2 separate regions of the Mus musculus genome follow, and region 1 is linked to region 2. Evidence: chromatin loops called from intact Hi-C (ENCODE). Cell type or tissue: heart. All regions are shown on one strand. Links, peaks and the distances in the headings refer to the core of each region. The heading gives the core; the rest is flanking DNA. Region 1 holds the start of Hk2 (hexokinase 2). Region 2 has its middle 7.0 kb from the start of Gm32591.

Region 1 (5,373 bases), core at 237-5,236, 49 kb before region 2:
AATTCACTCTCCCTAGGACTAGAGAGTCTTCCTCCACTTTGTGTTTTAGGAATTGTCAAGAGTTGGCTGAATCAATAGATAAGCCCAATGGAGCCTGCAAAATCATGCCAGCCTAAAGGCAAATGTCTAAACAAACCGAATTAAAGCGAAGGGCCACGTCCCAAGATATTAGAGAAAAACCAACCGATAAACTCAAATCAGGTACCTCTCTCAAATCTGAGGTTCATCTGCCAGGGCCCTGGATACATCAAAAGCAACCGACCAACCTCTCCCACGCAGTCAGGACCAAGAGAAGAGGGGGGAGGGGGCTGGAACGTGGTCAAGGCACTTTCCCTAAAATTTGTTCCTGTGAGACACTGTAATTTCAAATGTGTAACTGAGCTCTAACACAAACCTCTGGACAGCACCCACCCTCGGCCCCTGCCCCATACTAGACCATTCCCTCTCCTAAATCCTGGACTAGGGTAGGAACCAATCCCGTAATCCTGGGTATTTTAGAAACTCAATTCTCCTGGGAGTTAGAGCGCTCCGGGCCTGGCTCCGGTCCACCCCCACCTCTCTAGCCCGAAGAGGAGAGTGAGGCTCCAAGCAGGGCCGGAGGCGCTTTCTTATGTAAATGGCGCGCCGAGAGAACTGGAGTTTGCCGGGAAGGCAGAGTGAGGTGGGCTCAGGAAGGTCAGAGCGACTAAAGGTTCATTTTCAGAAACCAAGAAAACAAAACAAAAACAAAAAAGAAAAAAAAGAACTCTGGGGATCGTGGGGTGGGAAGATGAGTCCATTCCGTGTAACTTTTAGTTCCAAATCAGAACATACTATCCAAAATCCGCCCTCAACTCGGCGGCCAGACACGGGGACGAGGCGGGGCGGTCCCCAGGAAGGTCTGCTGTGAGGGGGCGCCCCTTTCGAGCCTCAGTTCCGGGCAGTTCAGTTCCGGGGAGGGGGCGCGGCAGGCTAGTCTTTCTGCGCCCTTTCCCGCTCCTTCCTGGGTGGCTCTCTCCCCCACCCCACCCCCGATCCACCCCCAAGGAGCGCCACGAGGAACCGAAGGCCTCTTCAACACATCCTTAAATTCAAGAGGGCCGGGCCCCAGCTGCTACACGCTTCCACCCCGCCTCCTCCCCTAAGCAGGATTCTTCCCCACGTGCTCCTGCCGGAACTCGGGGCTGCAGAAGGGGGCTCCTCCCACGTGGGCGCAGCAGTCTCAGACTACGTGCAGGGCGGCCGTCCCATCAAGAAATTAGGGGCTCTAAGGGTGGGGAGGGTGCGCGCAGGTCCCGGGTAGGTGGGACTATCGATGGTGAGCGGTCGGGCCACGAGGGTGCCTAGCAGACGTGGCTTCTCGCGCGCAGGACTTTCCCAGCTACCCAGACTGGTTCCACGTCTCCAGCCCCGAAGGAGGAGGAAGCAGGTCCTCTGCGTGCTCCAGATTCCGGGAGAGCACGCAACTTGGTCCGAAGCGAGCCAGAAGCTCCCGCCCGTGCCGACTTACCTTCTGCACTTGGTTTTGGTTGAGCTCCGTGAATAAGCAGGCGATCATATGCGAGGCGATCATCTTGTTGCGGCGAGTCGGGGCCAAATAGAGAAACCGAGGCTCGAGCGCTACCGATGGAGCAGGCAGCGCTGTCCGACCGCTTTGAAACCAGGCCCGGGTGTCCGGCTGGGATCGAAGACTCCAGGAGCCACACAAAGAAGCTTAACCACGATGGCTCACCAGCTGAGGGCCTCAAGTTTCCAGAAACAGGGTTTTTTTTTTTCTTTTTTTCAATTTTTTTAATCACAACTACTAGAAGGTACCCTAAGTCTCACTCCTGCCGACCGGTCTAGCTGCTTAGCGTCCCGTCGCTAACTTCACTCACTGGGTCACTAAGGCTCAACTTCGGAAAAAAATGACAGTTCTGTTCCAATCCGGCGATCGCACCTATCAGAGTCACTGGCGTGATGCTCCTGCCCTCGGATCTCCAAAGCAGAACAACTCCGGGTAGCCTGTGGTGTCCTGAGACTCCAGCACTGGAGTTGGTGCAACAATGTGGCTTATTGAGGGGCTGCCGGCTCTTTGGGCCGCCCCGGACAGTGACGTGGATGTGCTCATTGGCTGCGGGAAGAGGGTGTGTGCGCTCTTCGGCTGTCCGCCCGCGGTCCACAGCCAATCAGCGCCTAGAGCCCGCGGGCGCGGCTGCTCCAGCACCCAAGCAGGCGGCGGGAGAGACGCGCCCGAGGCTAGGGGCGGAGCTGGGCGCCAGAGTTGGGACGTGTGTTCCGTGGCTAGAGCTCGGGACTCCAGGGCGCATGAGCCACCGCCGCGTCAGGCTCAGCTTCGGGTGGGGGGCGCGTGATCGCGGACCCAAGAGATGTTGGGCGACTGGAAAGACAAGTGATCGTAGCAGCACACGCCATAATCTGGTATCTGGGGATCATGTGAGGGGCTGCCACTGCCCTGTGACAAGTCTGAAGCACCGTGATTCTCATCTTAATTGTAGCTCAACGAGTCAGCGGATCCCTGAAGCTAAGCCATTACAAAAGTCAGCCCTTCTTAATATCACACCAATATAGCATATGGATTTTACTAACCCCGTTTTACAGATTGGGGAACTAGGCACTGTGCTGTTAGTGAGTTTTGCCCAAGGTCACACCCCTAACAAATGGTAGATGAAGACAGGAACACATCTTACTCTGAAATGCAATTCCCCCACCCCCGGTATATTATCCAGCCTTTCTTGAAGCCAGCAAAGGCTGGAGAGAAACTTTGTTTGTAGCTGGGACTGATAGATGGGAGGAGAAAGGGCACCTGTAACAGCTTGATCCTAGGCTCAAGTGGTGTGAAATGGTTTATAGATGCTGAGAAGAGCCCGCCTCGACCTCAGCTCATGCCTGACACCAGACTCTAAGTTGACATTTATGAGTAGACGCCATCAATATTGAAATAGCACCTCAGATGACATGAAGTTGGTGCTGGTGGAGAATGGAAAGCCAGGAGTTTGAAAGTTACATGGAAGGAAGATAAAGCCTACCATTTCCAAATAATCTCACTCCCCAAGCCCTCTCTCCACCTCCGGAGTGGCATGTGCCACTACTGGGGATCTAACATGGGACTTTGTGCGTGCTAGAAAAGCACCCTGCCCACTGAGGTACACCCCAGCCCTAAAAAGGCTCTGCTCCACTTTCTATGATGTGGTTCATCTATTTCCTCTCTGGGTGATCCCTCTTAGCGCCATCGTCAGCAGTTACACCATCCGCACACAGGTAACTCACAAACCTAATCTACAAGCGAGGACTTTCCCCAGGGATTCTGGCTTTCTTAACCAGCTGTCATTTGTCATCCCTGTGGAGGTGACTAGTGTCTCACACTTAACATGTACTAGGCTGAACTTCCCAGGGTCACCCCCCCCCCTTTTACCAATTGTCTCCACAAATGACGTCACCATCCATGGTTTTCTCCCTGCTCTTACATCTATTCACACCATCAGTGAACAGTTAGTCTAACTTAGCAAATCAAAGAGGCCAGACCCTCATAGCCAGGCCACCGATGACTCCACCAGAGCCTGTGTAATTTCACTTAGCTGCTGTTTTTAGGTACCTCTAGCTTGACCACTGTGATCCCTCGTTCACTCAGGAGCTAAAGAGACTTGTTTAAAATACAAACCAGTGCTTCATGTAGTGGCACACACTCGTAGTTCCAGTGATTCAGAGGTGGAGGCAGAAGAGTCAGGAATTCAAAGCCAACTTGGATAGCTTGATAGATACGCTAGGTAGGTAGGTAGGTAGGTAGATAGATAGATAGATAGATAGATAGATAGATAGATAGATAGATAGATAGATAGATAAGAGATAAGATTAGATTGGTTGATAGATATATACCAGACTGTCTTGGGGTGGTGGTGTCTTAAAACCATTGTTTTTCTTCAACTAAAATCCAAACTCCTAAGAGTAACTATTAGAAATAATTTTTAAGGCTGGACATGGTGGCACATGCCTTTAATCACAGCACTTGGGAGGCAGAGGCAGGCATATCTTTGAGCTCCAGGCCAGCTTGGTTTACCAAGCAAGTAGACTTGGAAGAGATACTCAACGAAACCCTGTCAAGAAGAAGGAGGAGGAGGAGGAAGAGGGGAGGAAGAGGAGGAGGAGAAGGAGAAGAAGGAAGAAGAAGGAGAAGAAGAAGAAGAAGAAGAAGAAGAAGAAGAAGAAGAAGAAGAAGAAGAAGAAGAAGAAGAAGAAGAAGAAGTAGTAGTTGTTTTAGAGCCAGGCAACAGCACTTTGTGAGTTCAAGGCTGCAAGCATGGTCAACAAATTCCAGGACAGCCAGTGCTACACAGAGAGACCCTGTCTTGGAAAAACAAAAAAACAAAAACAAAATTGAAAACAAAACAACAACAAAAACAAACAAACAAAAATGTTTCTGCCTCAGCCCCCACACCCAGGCGGTGGGATCTAAGGTATGTGCCACCACACCCGGCTCATTTTCTAAGGGTTATCGTCCTTCTGTCCTACCTGACTGAACAAGAGTCTACATCTACATTGTTCCCTTCTATTTGCAGAGCCTCAGGTGGAGGCACTCTATCACATGGTAGGCATTTACTGTGTGAGTTAGTAGATGATTTAGCAATGACTCTTATGTCACATATGATTATAGGACACCAAAGAGAGACTTTCATTTTCTATATTAGTTCTCAAGTCCTTTCCACTGGTCTGTCCTCACAGCTCACCAGGATCTTTAACCCAGTTGCAGCAGCTTCATAACCCAGCTTTCCTCTCTTGATGCAGATAAACCAGAGGTGTCTGATACAGACTCTGAGATGCTTAAAGCAGAGACTGAATCCTCATCTGATGTGTTTCTGTAGGACAGAAGCTGCCTTCCACATGAATGGGAGGAAAGGATCAGGCCAGGGGAAGAAGAGACAGGAACTCCCAGATAAGATAAAGAAAGGGGCGAGACTAGCGTGAAGCAGGGAGTCTGATTAAGGCTTTAGGTGTTCAGAAGTCTGAGGCAGAATTGATGGCATAGGTTAAAGATAAGCAGCAAAGACAAAAAAAAAAAAAAAAGACCTATTTCCTAGACACACTTTGGGTGCTGGCAGGATGGCTCAGTGGGTAAAGGCGCTTGTTGCTAAACCTTGACTACTTGAGTTTGATCCCTAAGACCCATTTGGTCAAAGGAGAGAATCAACTCAGGAAAATTGCCTTCTGACTTTCACACACATACCATGGCATGCATACACCTACACGCATAGGCACATATGTAATAAAAATATTTTAGAGACACTTAAAAACCAATAGTTAAATCAGTATATAAAATCATTTACCTCAGACGTCTAGGATCAAAATCAGTGGGCGCCGGTCAGCTGTGATCTCCTCCCTGTGGGCTAGTTGTATTCC
Region 2 (5,373 bases), core at 205-5,204:
TAGGGCAGCTGCCACTTGATCTGAGAAGGAAGGAATTTCCCACCTGAACAGCCCAGGTACTAGGTGAGACACCTAACTGCTAAACGCTCCACCCAACTGCAAGAAGCCCCAGTGTGAGAGAGGCTGTTTTCTTCCCAAACCTCTGTCTCTGTTTCTCCTCCTCAGCTGTTTCCGGGGATGAGAAGAAGAGAGAAAAAAAGCTCTAGAGTATACCTTTCAGACCCATAACACAAACAGAGGAACCTAGAGGTTGTGAGTGGAAAGGACACCCTGATAGTTGCCATGACAACACCTCTATTCCCTGCCCTAGCTGCTACGTGCAGCCTGACATGTGTACTCTTCAGGTCTCTTGGAAGGCGCTGCTGCCTCTCACTTGCCCAGGGTTTGCAAGTGAGAAGCTAATCCAGGGATTCAGACAAGGACATCCAAAAGCAATTGTGGGACCTTACATCATCTGGGGCTGGAGGCTCCCTCCGGTCTGTGGACCCTCAAGGAGAGGCCTCTGCATTCTCCTCCCACTTCAGGGCCAGGCTTTTGGAAAGGGCTTGGACTCCAGAGTGACTCAATACAGGAAGTTGTCTCTCAGGCTCCTAGAAGCTTGTCTGTGGGAGGAAGTGAAAGGAGCAGAACCTGGTGCTGGGGGGAGGGGGGCATTGTTGGGGGGGTGAGGAGAGGGGCTGAGGGATGGGGGGTGGGGGAGATAGAGAGGGGTGGGCCCTGGTTCTTCAGGTGGTTTCTGAGAACCCCTTCTTCATTTCTCTGAAACCTGTTGTCCACTGGTCTGCTGGGCCCCAAACTGTAAGCCATCAAGGTGTTTAAAAAGTGGTAAAATTGTTACCAGCACTCACTGATGTACCAAAGGACTAGAGTTCAGTTCCCAGCATCCACATCAGGTGGCTCACAAGCCCCTGTAAGGCCAGCTTCCAGCTTCCTTGGTCTCCACTGGCACCTGTATGCATGTGCACATACCCACATATATAATCCAAAATGATAGTAATCTGGTGTGTTTTATTTTGAGACAGGGTCTCTCTACGTAGTCCTGGCTGTCCTGAAGCTCCCTAGGTACACCAGGCTGGCATCTAACTCAAAGAGATCCTCCTGCCTCTGCCTCCTAAATGCTTGGGTTAAAGGTGTAAGTCACCACATTCAGCCTAAAAATAAATAAATTTTTAAAGTGAGAAAAGAAAAAAAGAAAGGAAGGAAGAGAGAGAGAGAGAAACGCTCCAGTCATTGGGCTGGCACTGCTCTTGCAGAGGACCTTGGTTTGATTCCAGAGCCATGTCAGATGGTCCACAGCAGCCTGTTACTCCAGTTCCTGTGGGACCCGTGTCTTTAGCCTTCATGACTACACATGCACACAGTTAAAATAAATGCTTTTTTAAAAACTGTGATCTCTTGAATCATCCTCCTTCCAACACCTCACACCCCTCCCCTACACTCACACATGCATGAATGCATGCACATGCATACAAGCGTGTATGCACACTCAGCCATGCACACACATGCATACATGCATGCATATTCTGTGGCACCAGCTGACCAAGAGTGGAATTGCTGAAAGCAACAGGAAAAGGAAGGGCTCCGTGCAATCTGGCCTTCACATCCTGGAGCGTAGTTTTAACCCTCCATCCTTATGCCTGTGGATACCTAGCGAGGACACAGAGCACCTACCCAGCGAGCATGCACTAGGTACTTAGCCTGATCCCAGCAGAGAAAGGAAAAACAGAAATCCCAATAGCCTCCTCTCCTTCTATCTGGACCTAAGGAGTGTTTCTTGGGAATGAGCAGATAAATAGACTTCTGATGCCTGCTGAGACAGGAGCCTACTGAGAGCATGCAGCAGCAAAGGACCCAGGTTTGGCTTGTTTTTGTGTCGCAGAGGCAACTGAGTGGCTTGCAAACTCTTCCTTGGGGATGAAGAGATGGCTCTGGGGTTAAAAGCATTCAAAGGAGCATGTGTGGAGTGTCTAGCATCTATGTCTGGTAACTCACCACTGCTGGTGACTGCAGTTGCAGGGCAATCTAGTACCTCAGGCTTTCCTGGGTAACTGTGTTCATGTGTTCCTGTGCTCGTGTGTGTGTGTGTGTGTGTGTGTGTGTGCTCGTGTGTGTGTGTGTGCGTGTGTGTGTGTGTGTGTGTGTGTGTGTGTGTGCGCGTGCATGTGCGTGCACACGCACATGTGTGCAATTGCCCCCAGCATGTACACACACACACACATACATATACACACACACTCAAAAATAATAAAAATTAAAATCTCAAAAACTAACAAAATCAAAGACATGCTTCTGGAGCTTCTCCTTAGAAATGCAGAGCAGAGCAGAGCAGAGCAGAGCAGAGAGCCCACAGCCCACGGTAGAGTGTGGTTTCCTGCCCGTGGGCATTGGGGGCTGGGGTGTCAGGAAGGAATCTTGGACCTAGAGATACCGTCTGGCAGCCCAACACATAACTGCTTAGCTGGGGACATGGTTTACCCTCTGACCTTCTCAGCTCACTGGTCTCTGCCCGCTGTCACTGTCTCTTGATTCTCTGCTCCGCGTCCCTCCTCTTTGCTAAAAACCTCTTGGAGGGACAGCTACAGTGTGGCGGGGAGGGAAGTCCCTGTGGGTGCTCATTTTGTAGCTTCACTCACCAGACGCTTGACTCTTAATCACTGTCCTTGGGCCCCTGAGCCATCACCGCCTCCTTCACTCCTACAGATACTTCATCTAATAATTTCTGAGGAAACAGAAGCCTTGAGGCAGACGCTCCAGCAACCTGCCCAGACTTCCTTTCTCTCCAGATACATCCTCTTAGAAGCCTCAACAGCTGAAAGGAAGGAGGCCTGTCTGTCTGTCAATGCCTCACTTCCCGGTCCTGCTTCGCTCCTTCCTTCTCCCCAGAGAGCCGGTCACAGCAACTTTTTCTTTGGCTGTTTCGTTGCTGTCATTGCTTAATCTCTAGTCACAAAAAGGGACGTACCCAGCCCTGTTCACAAACAAGCCAGCAGGACAGTAATAATAAAGCCATGACCCTCTGACCCCCAAAGAGATGCCACTTCCCTAATGATGCTTTATTAAAAGAAAGTCTAAGAAAACACACACAAAAAAGTCTTCTTTATATTTGGGCAACCTCCACCCCCAATTTGTTTCACTAGCATATTCAAACCAGCAGAGGTACTATGGACTATTTTAATAACTATTACAGATTGTGCATTAAAAGACGTTGGTTCCGGGTGTGGTAGAGCATATCTGTGATGCCAGCACTTAGGAGACAGAAGCAAGAAGATCTGGAGTTCAAGATTATCCTGAGCTGTAGAGAAACCTGGAGTTTGAGACCAGCCTAGGTGGGGTGAGTCACTGTCTCATAAACAGCAACAATGAAGCAAGAGATGGCTTAGCAGTTAAGAGTGTGCACTAATTTATAGGACCTGAGTTCGAGGCCAGCACTCATGTTGGGAAGCTCACAACTGCCTTTGACTCCAGGGACTCTGACATTCTCTTCTGGACTCCTCAAGCATCTGCATTCACAGGGGCACAAACCTGCAAATGCGCGCACACACAATTAGAAATGGAAAAGAGGGCCAGCATGGTGGTGCTTACCTTTAATCTGGAGACAGAAGCAGGCAGATCTGAATTCGAGGCCAGCCTGGTCTACAGAGTGAGTTCCAAGACAGCTTAGGCTACACAGAGAAACCCTGCCTCAGAAAACCTAAAAGAAATGCAAATAAAAATAGGGGCTGGTGACACTGTCCAGTGGTTAAAAGCACTTGCTGTTTTTATACAGGACAGAGGTTCAGTTCCCAATGTCTACACTTGGCAGCGCACAACAGCCTATAGCTCCAGCTCCAGGGGACAGGATTCCCACCTATGGCCTCCACGGGCACTGTACTCATGAGAGCATACCCACACAGAGACACATAAACATACAATTTTAAAACAAAATAAAACTTTAAAAAAAGGCAACCTTAAAACATCAAAGAACTTTTGTTTAAGTAAAAAAAGTACTATAAAACTAAGTCATTATTCAAATATTAAGCAAATAGTGTAAAGGAATACATTAAAATGTTAGTCTGGGGGCTGGTGAGATGGCTCAGTGGTTAAGAGCGCCAACTGCTCTTCCAAAGGTCCGAGTTCAAATCCCAGCAACCACATGGTGGCTCACAACCATCCGTAACGAAATCTGATGCCCTCTTCTGGAGTGTCTGAAGACAGCTACAGTGTATTTACATATAATAAATAAATGAATCTTTAAAAATAAAGTGTTAGTCTGGTTGTACTCATTCTGCTTGGAGGCGTGTTTGTTTGTTTCTTGTTTTTTGTTTTTTGTTTTTTTTTCTTTAATTTATCTATTTTGGGGTCTGGCGAGGTGGGTCAGAGGCACTCTTACAAGGCACTAGGTTTGGATTCCAGCACCCACATGGTGGCTCATAACCATCTCAAACTCCAGTCCGAGGAATCTTTTTGAGTTCTAGCCTAGGGCAGCAAAGAGATCATAATCCACTTCCTGGAAGATACTTTCTGTTTTTAATTATGTGTATGTGAGTCTTCAGGGATCTGATGCCCTTTCCTGGTCTCGGAGGACACCAGCTCTGTGCACGGTGCACATACATACATTCAGCCAAACACATGAAATACAAATAAATGAATCTTCTTTTAAAGTTTCTTTTTTAAAATGTTTATTTAAGAGTTCCTGCGTGTGTGTATGTACATCACATGTATGCCTGGTGCCCATGGAGAGCAGGAAAAGGGTAAGCCACCTGAGGTGGGTGCTGGTAACTGAATCTGCATCCTGGGCCAGAGCAGCAAGCATCCTTAACCACAGAGCATCTCTCCAGCACCAGCGTCATTCTTGCCAAATCGGTTCTGTCTTTCTCAGGATGCTTATGATGAGCTGCATCTTTTATGCTCAGGATGAAGGAAGTGGGGCTTTGCTCTGGACTCTGTCCTGCCCAGCATGGCCCCATAGGTTGTGTGAAAAACCCAATATCTATATCGCCTACATCATAGGCAGCTCTTGAGTGGTGGGGAGATGGTCTAGTATAAGGGCTTTGTCTCCCAGACACTGTGATGGTATTCTCTGGGCATTTCTGAGCCAGGTTACCACTCTTGCATTCAACCTGCATTCTGGTATGGCTTCCTCAGTCGGGTTATGAAAGTCTTATGGAAAAATCTGCAAACGCCTCCATTCTTTCATTCAACAACTACTGATTATTGTGCCCCAGGCCTTGCCACACTTTCCTAATGAATGAGTCTGGAAACAATATCAAGGACAGACCAATGTCAGGTTGACATACTTTAAAATCTCAGGCTGAATGGACACTGGTGATAGCCCCTAAAGACAAAAGTCTTGAATGCCCAGTTTTACTGTTGTTTAAAACAAACTCTAGATGC

Evidence for each region. Peaks named below come from ENCODE experiments on the same cell type or tissue, not always from the same donor. Only the 100,000 strongest peaks of a DNase experiment are listed, where the experiment ranks them.
Region 1: it touches region 2 in a loop (2.5-fold over the local background); 1 of 42 quality-filtered maps calls a loop at or near these places.

What each region holds. Positions count from the first base shown.
Region 1 is chr6:82,772,429-82,777,801 of GRCm38, forward strand. Hk2 (hexokinase 2) reads right to left here and starts at 2,026. Exons shown (of 18, transcript NM_013820.3): 1 at 1,490-2,026. The coding sequence starts at 1,552. In heart, for the core only: no CTCF peak of the experiment used is centred there; DNase peaks (open chromatin) are centred at 523, 1,173 and 2,123; H3K4me3 peaks cover 2,686 bases; H3K27ac peaks cover 2,974 bases.
Region 2 is chr6:82,821,615-82,826,987 of GRCm38, forward strand. No RefSeq gene overlaps it. Among named protein-coding and RNA genes, the nearest start is that of Gm32591, 7.0 kb to the right of the region's middle. In heart, for the core only: no CTCF peak of the experiment used is centred there; a DNase peak (open chromatin) is centred at 2,817; H3K4me3 peaks cover 301 bases; H3K27ac peaks cover 2,890 bases.